2 separate regions of the Mus musculus genome follow, and region 2 is linked to region 1. The links are chromatin loops, found by intact Hi-C in ENCODE. Cell type or tissue: heart. All regions are shown on one strand.

Region 1 (8,000 bases):
AGACTACCATCAATTAATTAATGCTGGACTTCAAAAACAGGAAAAAAACAGAAACACTATACACTAATTGAAATTGAACAATTTTCACCTCCATTATCTCCAGCTCAGGCAAGAAATAAAGAAATTGAAGACTTTCCAGAATTCAATGAAAATTAAGCCTCACACCCAAATTTATATGACACAATGAAAGCAGGCTTAAGAGGAAAGTTCATAGCACTAAGTATCTTCATAAAGAAATTAGAAAGTTCTCATATCAGTAATCTAAATCTATACCTCAAATTTCTAGAAATATTTTTTAAAAAGAGCATGCACACAAAAGTGTAGTAGAAAATGAAATACTCAAGCAGGGCTTAAATCAAGCAGTTAGAAACCATGTAAATGATTTTAAAAAATCAAAGAAACCAAAAGCTATTTCTTTGAGTAAATCAACAAGACAGACAAATCCTTAGTCAAACTAACCAAAGACAGAGAGATAGTATCCAAACAAACAAAATGAGAAATGAAAAGTGAGACTTAACAAGAGACACTGGGAAATTTCTTATTACAAAAGCCTATAAACTACAAAATTGGAAAAATCTTAACAAAATGGACCATTTTCTAGGCAGAAATACCATTTACCAAAGTTAAACTTATTTTCTTAATCCACTGCTGCTATCAGCAAGAGGGAATTGGCAAAAGCCAGAGATTTTGGGCCACAGAATAGCAAAGAGATAAAGAAAGGTATAAAATTGCCAAAAGTAATCAATGTTTACTCTCTCAATCTTCTATGGCTCTTGTTTGCCTTCCTAAGAGAAATGAATTCTGAACTGGACCTCAGCAATAATCATTGACAGCATGAAAGGCACAAGAAGGGCACATTATTTGGCCATTGGTTTACTAGCTTTTCTAAACATCATCTGGGCTAAGGAAAAACTCTAGTAGCTGCTAGGCGAGGTGTCCAATGGGCCCAAAACAGTATGATCAGCTCATGTAGGCTGTTAATTCAACCAGCGGACAAAACTCTCCTACTCATTCTGATGTTGGACAAGGTGATACCACCACTTTAAATTTTTCTGTTTTTTTATTGTGTTTTTTTTGTTTGTTTTTGTTTTTTGGGGTTTTGTTGTTGTTGTTGTTGTTGTTGTTGTTGTTGTTGTTGTTGTTTTTGAGACAGGGTTTCTCTGTGTAGTCCTGGATGTCCTGGAACTCACTCTGTAGATCAGACTGGCCTCAAACTCAGAAATTCACCTGCCTCTGCCTCCCAAGTGCTCAGATTAAAGGCTTGTGCCACCATGCCCGGCTCCTAAATTTCTTTATTGATTTCCCAGGATAATAAGTGAGTATACAATTGCATAATATATAACACTTACATTTTACATATTTATAACTAAGTTAGGAGATAGGTTTGTTGTTGTTTTTTCTTAAATGGGCCAAATTGCATCTAGACATGAGGGAATAACTTTTTATAAAAACACATGGTCCAAAAGACGGAAAACAAAGAGAAATGATGTGATTTATGTTCATCAGCCACCAATTGTAATTGTACAAAAGAATAATGTACCCTCTTAAAATGGAGGACAGAGTATAAAAGGCCAGAAATGTGGACACCAGAGCCAGAATGTTCTGGGTGGCTCTGGATTCAGGGGAGTTTCTTCTAGAAACATGTGTGCTATGGATGTGTAGAACCCTCTGCTTGTGTTTAAATAGAATGACTATCATGGAGCCACTAGACCAGGCAATGAGCACAGAAAAGAAGAATTCAGGGAACATTACGAATGCTGCATAGAGAAATTCAGTGATATTTTCTTTCTTTACTATTGAGCAGTATCCAAAATCTTGTAATTTTGTCACATTTTTACTATTCATTTTTATAAATGGGTACACAAGGATAAAAAAATGTATTAGCATGTGCAAGATCCACATGAGGGAAATGGAACTGCTGATGTGTTTTACAGCTTTGACTTTATGATCCTTCCAACAGGATTTTCTGGGGCTGATGGTCATGGCCTGAAAAACACTCAAGAGGCAAGTGGTCCAAATGGACACACTTCTCCCAAATCCTTGAATATAGAATAGGAGCTCACATACAATATCATTCAAGAACTGCTTCAGTCCCCAAAGTCCTATTATGTGGGGCACTCCTGAAGAAAGAATGAACAAGGAATTGGCTGCCAGTAGGTGCAATAGAATGAAATCTGTAGGCTTTAATCTGCATTTTCTGTAGTAAAGGACTAGATAGTAGAACATAAGAAAGAAATTTACCAGAATTCCAACTGTAGTTTGTGATAATAAAGTGATTCTGGCAGCCAGATTCCAGAAGGCTATTCTGTGCTTCATATTTTCCTTTAGAATATATCCCCACCATTTCTCGAGTTAGATGAATAATACCAACTGATTATAGCTGGGTGTGAAAGAAGATGCCATTAACCATGGAGCTTCAGAGATGCTGAAACAAAAAAATATCCTGGAACTTCAAGAATACAGGATCAGTAAAAACCACATAAAATGCCTCATCCCCAAAATTTTGACAGGAGTACTCATTTTCCATATGTGCTATTGTGGGATTACCCAATAACTCATAATGTACATATTTATGAGAAGACATCCATCAAGACTCTTTGAAAATGCAGCATTCAGGATAATGTGATGTTAGTTCATGAGAAACAAGTAAAATTGACATGTAATATAAACAAATATAAAGTAAAACTTTCAAAATACAGTGATAATTGGTATTCATGTTGTAAAAGAAATCAGTTTTGTTTGAAAATTAAACAAAACATTTTTTATTGATTATTTGGGAGTTTCACAGAACTTAACCTGATCTCATTCACTTGCACATCTTTCCAGATTTTCCCCAAAGAAAAGATTATCCAAAGAAAAAGAAAAAAGTAATTAAAATATTAATTCCAATTTGTTTTACGCATATATTCTCTAGAGTATGGTCAGTTTTCTCTAATAAGACAATTATTAATGCATGTCTCATCTAAAACCCAAAGATAAGTAATGAGAAATAAATAAAACCACTCAAAATATGTCTATAGTCTCATGACAGAGCAAGTATCCCTATATCTTTTATTTGTTGGAGTCATCTTTGGTTTAACCTGTAATTGACCCTGCCTTTTCTACAACCTCCCACAAAAAGTTCCATTGGAATATACCTGACCCTGTTCTATATGATGGGAGTTCAAGTGCCCCACAAATTGCATGGTTTTGAATTATGTAATAATGCTTGATCTCTTTGCTTCCTAATTCCAACTGCTAACCAGGTTATAGGTTTTCTGAATTCTTTGCCTTTAAAAAACTCCATGTAAAATGAACTCCAGGCTGCTATATGAGTAATGTTTCTCTTTAGAGAGTCCTCAAGTCTGTTAAATACAAACTCTGAATAAGTACTTTGTTGAGGCTCAGTGGTTTTCCAGTCTTTATTCCACAAGAGTCTTAGACATGGACAAAAACTTATGTCATAGTAAGTTAATAGCTAGCTCTTATAAAAAGTCACACCACATAGACACACATGAATGTGTACACAATGTGGTCAGCGCTGTTAGAGAAATGGCAATATCTGGAGTGATGAAATCTCACTCACACACAAAAGAATAAAAATAGGCAAAATATGCCAGTAGGAGTGGCAAGGATAATGATAATATCTGGTGAATAATAACTAATAACTACTGCTGAAATGTTCAGTGACTCCACTGAAACATTTTCTGCAATAATCATGCACAAGTCAGAAGCTGAGAATGAATATGGTAAAAGAGAAGTCAATGCATCAGGTAGGCCATCAGTGCAGTGTAACAAAAGGAAACTCTCGGGTCACCATTTCTATTCCTGTGAGAGATGGTGTCTGTAAACCTTTCTAATCCTGGGGGACATCTTCTTGTAGAAGCAGAGAGTAGGAGCTTTGAATCAGTACCAGGCTCAGCCATACATCCATAGGAAATGGCACTTTTCCCTTCAAAGTAATCATCTATGTTGTGGCTCCCACCAGGAATATCAAGGACTGGAGAAGAATTGATAGTGAATGCTGGGATCTGAAGAAGTTTGAATACAGTGGGAAAACTATACGGTACTATAGGATGCACCAGAAAGTTACATCCGCCCCTTCCCCATGAACTGCAGCTGTAAAGCACTCTAGGGGATGTCTGCAGCAAACATGGATTCTACTCTGACAGGTGATGCATTCCAAGATGAGAAAGTCATACAGCCCTACTCCAAGTGTTATTTAGTATCTTCTCAGTGATGAATGTGTGTTCATGTGGGATTGAGTGTGTACAGAGGATTCTTTAAAGGCACCCATAAGCGTGACTGGGGGTGCGATGAAGAGGGTAAAAGGATACATATAAGTGACAGAAGAATCATGGACATGGTACAGTATAAACTAACAGAAAAATTGGAGAACGTGTAATTGTCAATCAAAACAATACATGTGAAGAGTGCCTTAAAGAAATATGTACATTTGTGAGCTAGTGAAACATAGGAAAGCACAAACAATAAAAATAAATATAAGTCAAGGAAATAAAGTTGAAAATATCAAACATGGACATCCTTGTTATTAAACTCAGAATCTCAGGCCCTTGCAATGGCTGTGAATGCCACTGTAAACATTTGAAAATAGGTCGCATCTTCTGAGGTGGAGTAAACATAGCTCTACACAGCAGTAATCACATTCATTTTTTCCCTGACATTCTATTCAATATTAAATTTTCTGAGAAACATATTGAATAATTACAAGGTAATTTGTGTTACAGGAGGTATTTTTATAAGGTGTACTTCAATCTGTTTAATTTTTGAAATTAAAATACAGTTGTACCTTTCTTCTCTCCAGTGCCTCCAAGAAGGCACATACCTATTCTCTCTCAAATTGTTGGCCTCTGGCTTCTTTTCTTTAATTGCTGTTACCAATATATATGTATATGTTTTGACTTATATTTATAGATATATAAAATCTACTCAGTCTGTAAAATGTTACTTGCATGTATTCATGTGTATGATTTCAGTGTTGACCATTTAGCAATGGATAACCAAATTAGGAGGCTCTTCCTGGAGGGAGAACACTTTCTTCTACTGTTGCAATCCTTCATTGCAATCCTACATCTAATTTCTGAAGAGGGAAAGCTCTCATTGCAAAACAAGGAGATCCTGACAAAAACACAACTAATCTAAATGCAGAAAACAAACAAAGAAACAAAAACATTTCACAATCTAGAATATTGTTCCTATTTTGTACCACCAGTTGCACCACCCACAATACAACTCCTGTACTCACAGCTTAGGGGAACATTGTGGTAGAGGACACAGAAAGATTCTAATAGTCAGATGGACAAATATCTGCTGCTATACTGCTTCTATTAGAAATGTTGAGGAAGCTACACGTATGATGTCTCAGCATATGATGATGGCCTAAACAAACCTGAACACTCACACCAAGAAATGTGAAAAGATGAAAGGGGAGAATTGCACGAGGAACCAGTAATCCCATATATATAAATATAACATAAAATATTTATATATAAATATTAAATATAACAACACTTATCTGGAGATATGGCTTAGAGGTTAAGAGTGTTAACTGGGGCTGGAGAGATGGTTCTGAGTTCAATCCCCAGCAACCACATGCTGACTCACAACCATCTATAATGGGATCTGTCACCCTCTTCCGGTGTGTCTGAAAGCAGTAATAAGTGTACTCATACATAAAATAAATAAATAAATCTTTTTTTTAAGTGTTGACTGGTCTTCTACAGGTTCTCATTTCAGTTCCTAGCCATCAGACGGTGTCTCATAACCATATAAAATAAGTTTTAGTGCCCTCTTTTGGCTGGCTGGCATACAGGAAGGCAGAATACTGTATATATAATAAATATATAAATCATAATAAAGAATAGCAAAACAAACCAGTTGACTTTTTATATCATCCAGTAGATATGGGAGCATTCACCAGCAGACCACACATACATGCTCAGTGGCACCCATGATCTATTACCTGATATGAACAAAACAGAATTCTACATACCAGTTCTGGCCTAAGGAGATTGCTGTCCTCTCAGCAATGATAGGAATGCGTAGCTGCTGCTTGCCAGAAGGATAGGTTTCACTGAGATCACCATGTACCTGAAATTATGAAGTCATCATTACCACTGAAATCTAATATCCCCACAGGTAAATACTAACTTTGTCTTATTTTGATAAGAGTTAAAATATAATGGAAATTATAAATTTAAAAGACTAATTTTTATTGTATGTATCAATCTGTATCATTCAAATTCTTCAACTTTTCTTACCCAATCATGTTTTATAATCTGGATCAACATAGCACCTAAAGACCAACACCAGTCCTGTTTTCTCTCTGTTTCCATCTTCTATGTTCTTTCAGTATATTATATTCACTGGTATATCAGGCAGAAATAACATGCCCCTAGTAACTCTGCAGAGCCCGTCAATCAATCAGGGACTTAATTATCTTACAATGACCTATATGTGCACATTTCCTCTCAAGGAAAAATTAAGTTGTATTCTTCAATTTCTCTGCTTCAAAAGTTCTTACGTTGATCACATTGGACCAGTGTTTACTGACCTCATGAACCATGTTTTGACAGATGTCTTCCTTCTTTGTCTAGAAGACTCCTCAGTGTGGGCATCACAGATGCAGATTGTTCCCTAATTTTCATTGTATCTTGTCCTAGGCCATGATAAAGTCCCCATCTCCATATTCAATGTTAGATTTTTTTTTGTTTCTATGGATTGCAAGTTAGACTTAATTTTATTTTTTACTGATTCTAATATACTCCTTGCATCCAGAACCTTAAAAGAAATGGAAAATGAAAATTTTTATTAATTAAATGTAAAGGAGTCTACAGTGGTAAGAATTTATGAGTCAATGCTATCCTTATAATAAATAAAGACATAATAAATACATACCTCTTTAATGTTTATAACTGTCTGATGTGGACAGTGGTTTCAACTGTCAAGACGTACAATTATAAACAAAAAGGGAAAGTACCTCTGGAAATCCAAAAACTCATTATTTCAAAGTAGCTCCTGGAAGGTCTTGTACTTGGCTTGTGTGCTGAAAACACAGGAACCTCAGTCTCTAATCACAAAGCCGTACGAGTTGGTCTATTACATATTCTGCTTTCTATGAAGTTTGGCTTCTCTACCTGATATTTTGTTTATCGTATACTTTTGGCGGTAGGAAGTTTTCATTTGGGGGGACTAGAATGATGATTAAATTGTAAAGACCACTTGCTGCTGTTGCAGAGGACCTGAGCTTTGCTCCCAACACCCCAAAAACTTCCTGTAAGTCCAGTTCCAGGACATTCACACACTCTCTTCTGTTCTTTGAAGGCAGTGCATTCTCAGAGTGCACATACATGCATGTGGGCAAATAATTCCTGCACACAAAATCAAAATAGATAATAAAAAAATCTTTTCAAAAAAAGTTTTCATTTTGAAGTAAAGGATTATTTAAAGGGCAAATGACAAACTTAAATAAGATTTTACTAAAATGCAGTATTCTAAATCTGACCTGGTTTTTAAAACAAACAAACAAACAAGAACTGTCTCACCTCCCAATTCCATTTCACAAGCACAGGATAGATTTGGTGTTTAATGTCCCCAGAAATATGCATCACTTTCATTGAGAGTAAAAGGATATACTGTTAAGTACAGATGAATTCCTAACACCATTACTCTGTACAAAGTGCATCATGAAAAACCACTATGTGCTGACTTAGCAAGATAAGAAAAATCAAGTCACTAAAATATTTTATTTAAAATTCTGTATATACTTTCTATTTCTTATACTGATGAACTCATTATAATAAAAGTTGTAATTCAGTCAAAGAGAAGATGCATCTGAGATACCATAAAGGCATCTGAAAAATGCATTAGGTTTAGAGATGCAGGTAGAAGAGGAGTAGAACCCAGACCCCACCCCCCAACTACAATGGTCATTAGCAACAGCGATAATCACTGAGGAAAGGCATGGTCAGGTTATGCCTAACATTAGAGTGTGAATAAAC
Region 2 (8,000 bases), 350 kb before region 1:
TAAACACAAAGGTAACTTAGTCAAACGATGAAGATGCTGTAGTAGTAAGTCACTGTGATAACTCACCTTACCTTATATGGTATGTAGGTATTATTAATATAGGTGACCTTTTCTTTGGTTACAGACCATATTAAACATTATCATGGAACTATTAGAAGCATGCTACCCCTGGGAGATGTAGGACATGAATCTGTTTTTAGTGTAAAATACATTCTTGTGTGACAGTATATTTATGAGTAAGAGAAGCAGCTGCATCTGCAGTGAATAATCCCTGGTGAGAAAGCTTTTTGAAACCTCCCTCTTTAACTTTGCAAGGTAACACTGAAGCAAAGTTACAGTATGAGGATCAGGCTGGAACCAACTCTTATTGTGTTATCTCTTGGTTTAGTCACACTCTAACGTCAGGCATAACCTGACCATGCCTTTCCTCAGTGTTTATCGCTGTTGCTAATGGCCCTTGTAAATGGGGGGTCTGGGTTCTACTCCTTGTCTACATGCATCTCTAAACCTAATTCATTTTTTCAGATGCCTTTACGTGTATCTCAGAAGCATCTTCTCTTTGACTGAATTACAACTTTTATTATAATGAGTTCATCAGTATAAGAAGTAGAAAGTATACACACAATTTTAAATAAAATATTTTAGTGACTCGATTTTTCTTATCTTGCTAAGTCAGCACATAGTGGTTTTTCATGATGCACTTTGTACAGAGTAATGGTGTTAGGAATTCATCTGTACTTATCCTTTTCACCTCAATGAAAGTGGTGCATATTTCTGGGGACATTAAACACCAAATCTATCCTGTGCTTGTGAAATGGAACTGGGAGGTGAGACAGTTTTTGTTTGTTTGTTTTAAAAACAGGTCAGATTTAGAATACTGCATTTTAGTAAAATCATATTTAAATTTGTCTTTTGCCCTTTAAATAATCCTTTACTTCAAAATGAAAACTTTTTTTGAAAAGATTTTTTTATTATCTATTTTGATTTTATGTGCAGGAATGATTTGCCTACATGCATGTATGTGCACTCTGTGAATGCACTGCCTTCAAAGAACAGAAGAGAGTGTGTGAATGTCCTGGAACTGGAATTACAGGAAGTTTTGGGGTGTTGGGAGCAAAGCTCAGGTCCTCTGCAACAGCAGCAAGTGGACTTTACAATTTAATCATCATTCTAGTCCCCCCAAATGAAAACTTCCTACCGCCAAAAGTATACAGTAAACAAAATATCAGGTAGAGAAGCCAAACTGCATAGAAAGCAGAATATGTAATAGACCAACTCGTACGGCTTTGTGATTAGAGACTGAGGTTCCTGTGTTTTCAGCACACAAGCCAAGTACAAGACCTTCCAGGAGCTACTTTGAAATAATGAGTTTTTGGATTTCCAGAGGTACTTTCCCTTTTTGTTTATAATTGTACGTCTTGACAGTTGAAACCACTGTCCACATCAGACAGTTATAAACATTAAAGAGGTATTTATTTATTATGTATTTATTTATTATAAGGATAGTATTGACTCATAAATTCTTACCACTGTAGACTCCTTTACATTTAATTAATAAAAAAATTCATTTTCCATTTCTTTTAAGGTTCTGGATGCAATGAGTATAGTAGAAGCAGTAGAAAATAAAATTAAGTCTAACTTGTAATCCATAGGAACAAAAAAAACTAATATTAAATATGGAGATGGGGATGTTATCATGGCGTAGGACAAGATACAATGAAAATTAGGGAACAATCTGCATCTGTGATGCCCACACTGAGGAGTCTTCTAGACAAAGAAGGAAGACATCTGTCAAAACATGGTTCATGAGGTCAGTAAACACTGGTCCAATGTGATCAATGTGAGAACTTTTGAAGCAGAGAAATTGAAGAATACAACTTAATTTTTCCTTGACAGGAAATGTGCACATATGGGTCAATGTAAGATAATTAAGTCCCTGATTGATTAACGGGCTCTGCAGAGTTACTAGGGGCATGTTATTTCTGCCTGATATACCAGTGAATATAATATACTGAAAGAACATAGAAGATGGAAACAGAGAGAAAACAGGACTGGTGTTGGTCTTTAGGTGCTATGTTGATCCAGATTGTAAAACATGATTGGGTATGAAAAGCTGAAGAATTTGAATGATACAGATTGATACACATACAATAAAAATAAGTCTTTTAAAATTATAATTTCCATTATATTTTAACTCTTATTAAAATAAGACAAACTTAATATTTACCTGTGGGGATATTAGATTTCAGTGGTAATGATGACTTCATAATTTCAGGTACATGGTGATCTCAGTGAAACCTATCCTTCTGGCAATCAGCAGCTACCCATTCCCATCATTGCTGAGATGACAGCAATCTCCTTAGGCCAGAACTGGTATGTAGAATTCTGTTTTGTGCATATGGGGATCATGGGCTGCCACTGAGCATGTGTGTGTGGTCTGCTGGTGAATGCTCCCATATCTACTGGATGGTATAAAAAGTCAACTGGTTTGTTTTGCTATTCTTTATTATGATTTATTTATTTATTATATATACAGTATTCTGACTTCCTGTATGCCAGCCAGCAAAAAGATGGCACTAAATCTTGTTTTATATAGTTATGAGACACCATGTGATTGCTAGGAACTAAAATGAGAACCTGTAGAAGACCAGTCAACACTTAAAAAAAAAAGATTTATTTATTTATTTTATGTATGAGTACACTTATTACTGTTTTCAGACACACCGGAAGAGGGTGACAGATCCCATTATAGATGGTTGTGAGTCAGCATGTGGTTGTTGGGGATTGAACTCAGAAGCATCTCCCCAGTTAACACTCAACCTCTAAGCCATCTCTCCAGATAAGTGTTGTTATATTGAACAATGGGATTACTGGTTTCTCATGCAATTCTCCCCTTTCATCTTTTCACATCTCTTGGTGTGAGTGTTCAGATTTGTTTAGGCCATCATCATATGCTGAGACGTCATATGTGTAGCTTCCCCAACATTTCTAATAGAAGCAGTATAGCAGCAGATATTTGTCCCTCTGACTATTAGAATCTCTCTGTGTCCTCTACAATGTTCCCTAAGCTGTGAGTGCAGGAGTTGTATTGTGGGTGGTGCAACTGGTGGTACAAAATGGGAACAATATTCTAGATTGTGAAAAGTTTTTGTTTCTTTGTTTTCTGCATTTAGATTAGTTGTGTTTTTGTCAGGGTCTCCTTGTTTTGCAATGAGAGCTTTCTATCTTTAGAAATTAGTTGAAGGATTACAATGAAGGACTGCAACAATAGAAGAAAGTATTCTCCCTCCAGGAAGAGCCTCCTAATTTGGTTATCCATTGCTAAATGGTCAACACTGAAATCATACACATGAATACATGCAAGTAACATTTTACAGACTGAGTAGATTTTATATATCTATAAATATAAATCCAAACATATACATATATATTTGTAACAGCAATTAAAGAAAAGAAGCCAGAGGCCAACAATTTGAGAGAGAGTAGGTGTGTGCCTTCTTGGAGGCACTGGAGAGAAGAAAGGTGCAACTGTATTTTAATTTCAAAAATTAAACAGATTGAAGTACACCTTATAAAAAAACCTCCTGTAACACAAATTACCTTGTAATTATTCAATATATTTCTCAGAAAATTTAATATTGAATAGAATGTCAGGGAAAAAAATGAATGTGATTACTGCTGTGTAGAGCTATGTTTACTCCACCTCAGAAGATGTGACCTATTTTCAAATGTTTACAGTGGTATCCACAGCCATTGCAAGGGCCTGAGATTCTGAGTTTAATAACAAGGATGTCCATGTTTGATATTTTCAACTTTATTTCCTTGATTTATATTTATTTTTATTGTTTGTGCTTTCCTATGTTTCACTAGCTCACAAATGCACATATTTCTTTAAGGCACTCTTCACATGTATTGTTTTGATTGACAATTACACATGTTCTCCAATTTTTCTGTTTAGTTTATACTGTGCCATGTCCATTATTCCTTCTGTCACTTATATGTATCCTTTTACCCTCTTCATCACACCCCAAGTCACGCTTATGGGTGCCTTTAAAGTATCCTCTGTACACTCTCAATCCCACATGAACACACATTCATCACTGAGAAGATACTAAATAACATTTGGAGTAGGGCTGTATGACTTTCTCATCTTGGAATGCATCACCTGTCAGGGTAGATTCCATGTTTGCTGCAGACATCCCCTAGAGTGCTTTACAGCTGCAGTTCATGGGGAAGGGGCAGATATAACTTTCTGGTACATCCTATAGTACCGTATAGTTTTCCCACTGTATTTAAACTTCTTCAGATCCCAGCATTCACTATCAATTCTTCTCCAGTCCTTGATATTCCTGGTGGGAGCCACAACATAGATGATTACCTTGAAGGGAAAAGTGCCATTTCCTATGGATGTATGGCTGAGCCTGGTACTGATTCAAAGCTCCTACTCTCTGCTTCTACAAGAAGATGTCCCCCAGGATTAGAAGGGTTTACAGACACCATCTCGCACAGGAATAGAGATGGTGACCCGAGAGTTTCCTTTTGTTACACTGCACTGATGGCCTACCTGATACATTGACTTCTTTTTTTACCATATTCATTCTCAGCTTCTGACTTGTGCATGATTATTGCAGAAAATGTTTCAGTAGAGTCACTGAACATTTCAGCAGTAGTTATTAGTTATTATTCACCAGATATTATCATTATCCTTGCCACTCCTACTGGCATATTTTGCCTATTTTTATTCTTTTGTGTTAGTGAGATTTCATCACACCAGATATTGCCATTTCTCTAACAGTGCTGACCACATTGTGTATACATTCATGTGTGTCTATGTGGTGTGACTTTTTATAAGAGATAGCTATTAACTTACTATGACATAAGTTTTTGTTCATGTCTAAGACTCTTGTGGAATAAAGACTTGAAAACCACTGAGCCTCAACAAAGTACTTATTCAGAGTTTGTATTTAACAGACTTGAGGACTCGCTAAAGAGAAACATTTCCCATACAGCAGGCTGGAATTCATTTTACATGGAGTTTTTTAAATGCAAAGAATTCAGAAAATCTATATCCTGGTTAGCAGTTGGAATCAGGAAGCAAAGAGATCAAACATTATTACATAATTCAAAACCATGCAATTTGTCGGGCACTTGGACTCCCATCATATTGAACAGGGTCAGGTATATTCCAATGGAACTTTTTGTGGGAGGTTGTAGAAAAGGCAGGGTCAATTACAGGTTAAACCAAAGATGACTCCAACAAATAAAAGATATAGGGACACTTGCCCTGTCATGAGACTATAGATATATTTTGAGTGGTTTTATTTATTTCTCATTACTTATCTTTGGGTTTTAGATGAGACATGCATTAAGAATTGTCTTATTAGAGAAAACTGACCATATTCTAGAGAATATATGCGTAAAACAAATTGGAATTAATATTTTAATTTCATTTTTATTTTTCCTTGGATAATCTTTTATTTGGGGAAAATCTGGAAAGATGTGGAAGATCAGGTTAAGTTCTGTGAAACTCTCAAATAATCAATAAAAAATGTTTTGTTTAATTTTTATAGTTGTTATTGAAGCTGATTTCTTTTACAACATGAATACCAAATATCAGTGTATTTTGAAAATTTTACTTTACATTTGTTTATATTGCATGTCAGTTTTACTTGTTTCTCATGAACCAACATCACATTATCCTGAATGCTGCATTTTCAAAGTGTCTTGATGGATGTCTTCTCATAAATATGTACATGATGAGTTATTGGGAAATCTCACAAGAACACACATGGAAAATGACTACTTCTGTCAAAATTTTGGGGATGAGGCATTTTATGTGGTTTATACTGATCCTGTATTCTTGAAGTTCCAGGATATTTTTTGTTTCAGCATCTCTGAAGCTCCATGGTTAATGGCATCTTCTTTCACCTCCAGCTATAATCAGTTGGTATTATTCATCTAACTTGAGAAATGGTGAGGATATATTCTAAAGGAAAGTATGATGAAGCACAGAATAGACTTCTGGAATCTGGCTACCAGAATCATTTTATTATCCCAAACTACAGTTGGAATTCTGGTAAATTTCTCTCTTATGTTCCACTATCTAGTCCTTTACTACAGAGAATGCAGATTAAAGCCTACAGATTTCATTCTATTGCACCTACTGGCAGCCAATTCCTTGTTCATTCTTTCTTCAGGAGTGCCCCACATAATAGCATTTTGGGGACTGAAGCAGTTCTTGAATGATATTGTATGTGAGTTCCTATTCTATATTCAAGGATTTGGGAGAAGTGTGTCCATTTGGACCACTTGCCTCTTGAGTGTTTTTCAGGCCATGACCATCAGCCCCAGAAAATCCTGTTGGAAGGATCATAAAGTCAAAGCTATAATGCACAATGGCTGTTCCATTTCCCTCATGTGGGTCTTGCACATGCTAATGCATTTTATTATCTTTGTGTACCCATTTATAAAAATGAATAGTAAAAATGTGACAAAACTACAAGATTTTGGATACTGCTCAGTAGTAAAGAAACAAAATATCACTGAATTTCTCTATGCAGCATTGGTGATGTTCCCTGAATTCTTCTTTTCTGTGCTCATTGCCTGGTCCAGTGGCTCCATGATAGTCATTCTATTCAAACACAAGAAGAAGGTTCAACATATCCATAGCACACATGTTTCTAGAAGAAACTCCCCTGAATCCAGAGCCACCCAGAACATTCTGGCTCTGGTGTCCACATTTCTGGCCTTTTATACTCTGTCCTCCATTTTAAGAGGGTGCATTGCTCTTTTGTACAATTACAATTGGTGGCTGATGAACATAAATCACATCACTTCTCTGTGTTTTCCGTCTTTTGGGCCATGTGTTTTCATGAGAAGTTACTCCCTCATGTCTAGATTCAACTTGGCCCATTTAAGAAAAATAAACCTATCTCCTAACTTAGTTATAAATATGTAAAATGTAAGTGTTATATATTATGCAGTCGTATACTCACTTATTACCCTGAGAAATCAAAAAAGAAATTTAAGGTGGTAGCACCTTGTCCAAAATCAAAATTAGTAGGAGAGTTTTGTCTGCTGGTCGAGTTAGCAGCCTACATGAGCTGATCACACTATTTTTGGTTTTTTTATACAGGGTTTCTCTGTATAGCCCTGACTGTCCTGGAACTCACTCTGTAGACCAGGTTGGCCTCAAACTCAGAAATCCACCTGCCTCTGCCTCCCAAGTGCTCGGATTAAAGGCTTGTGCCACCACCGCCCGGCTTGACCAACTATTTTGGGCCCATTGGACACCTCGCCTAGCAGCTACTAGAGTTTTTCCTTAGTCCAGATGATGTTTAGAAAAGCTAGTAAACCAACTGCCAAAAAAAAAAAATGTGCCCTTCTTCTGCCTTTCATGCTGTCAACGATTATTGCTGAGGTCCAGTTCAGAATTCATTTCTCTTAGGAAGGCAAGCAAGAGCCATAGGAGATTGAGAGAGTAAACATTGATTACTTTTGTCAATTTTATACCTTTCTTTATCTCTTTGCTATTCTGTGGCCCAAAACCTCTGGCTTCTGCCAATTCAGTCTTGCTATAGCAGCAGTGGATAAAGAAAAGAAGTTTAACTTTGGTAAATGGTATCTCTGCCTAGAAAACTGTCCATTTTGTTAAGATTTTTCCAATTTTATAGATACAGGCTTTTGCAATAACACCTAATGATTCATTACATTTCCCTAGTGTCTCTTGTTAAGCCTCACTGTTCATTTCTGATTTTGTTTGTTTGGAAACTGTCTCTCTTTCTTTTGGTTAGTTTGACTAAGAATTTGTCTGTCTTGTTGATTTACTCAAAGAAACAGCTTTTGGTTTCTTTGATTTTTTTGAATCATTTACATTGTTTCTAACTGCATGATTTAAGCCCTGTTTGATTATTTCATTTTCTACTACACTTTTGTGTGCATGCTCTTTTTAAAAATTATTTCAAATAATTTGAGGTATAGATTTAGATTGCTGATATGAG

What was found. Hi-C counts contacts between places; a loop is a spot of excess contacts. Peaks named below come from ENCODE experiments on the same cell type or tissue, not always from the same donor. Only the 100,000 strongest peaks of a DNase experiment are listed, where the experiment ranks them.
Region 2: it touches region 1 in a loop (8-fold over the local background); 9 of 42 quality-filtered maps call a loop at or near these places.

What each region holds. Positions count from the first base shown.
Region 1 is chr7:26,261,147-26,269,146 of GRCm38, reverse strand. Vmn1r184 (vomeronasal 1 receptor, 184) reads right to left here and starts at 2,316. Exons shown (of 1, transcript NM_001167540.1): 1 at 1,372-2,316. The coding sequence starts at 2,316. The coding sequence ends at 1,372. In heart, no CTCF peak of the experiment used is centred here; no DNase peak of the experiment used is centred here.
Region 2 is chr7:26,610,077-26,618,076 of GRCm38, reverse strand. It overlaps Vmn1r185 (vomeronasal 1 receptor 185), which reads left to right and starts at 5,999. Exons shown (of 1, transcript NM_134231.1): 1 at 5,999-6,958. The coding sequence starts at 5,999. The coding sequence ends at 6,958. In heart, no CTCF peak of the experiment used is centred here; no DNase peak of the experiment used is centred here.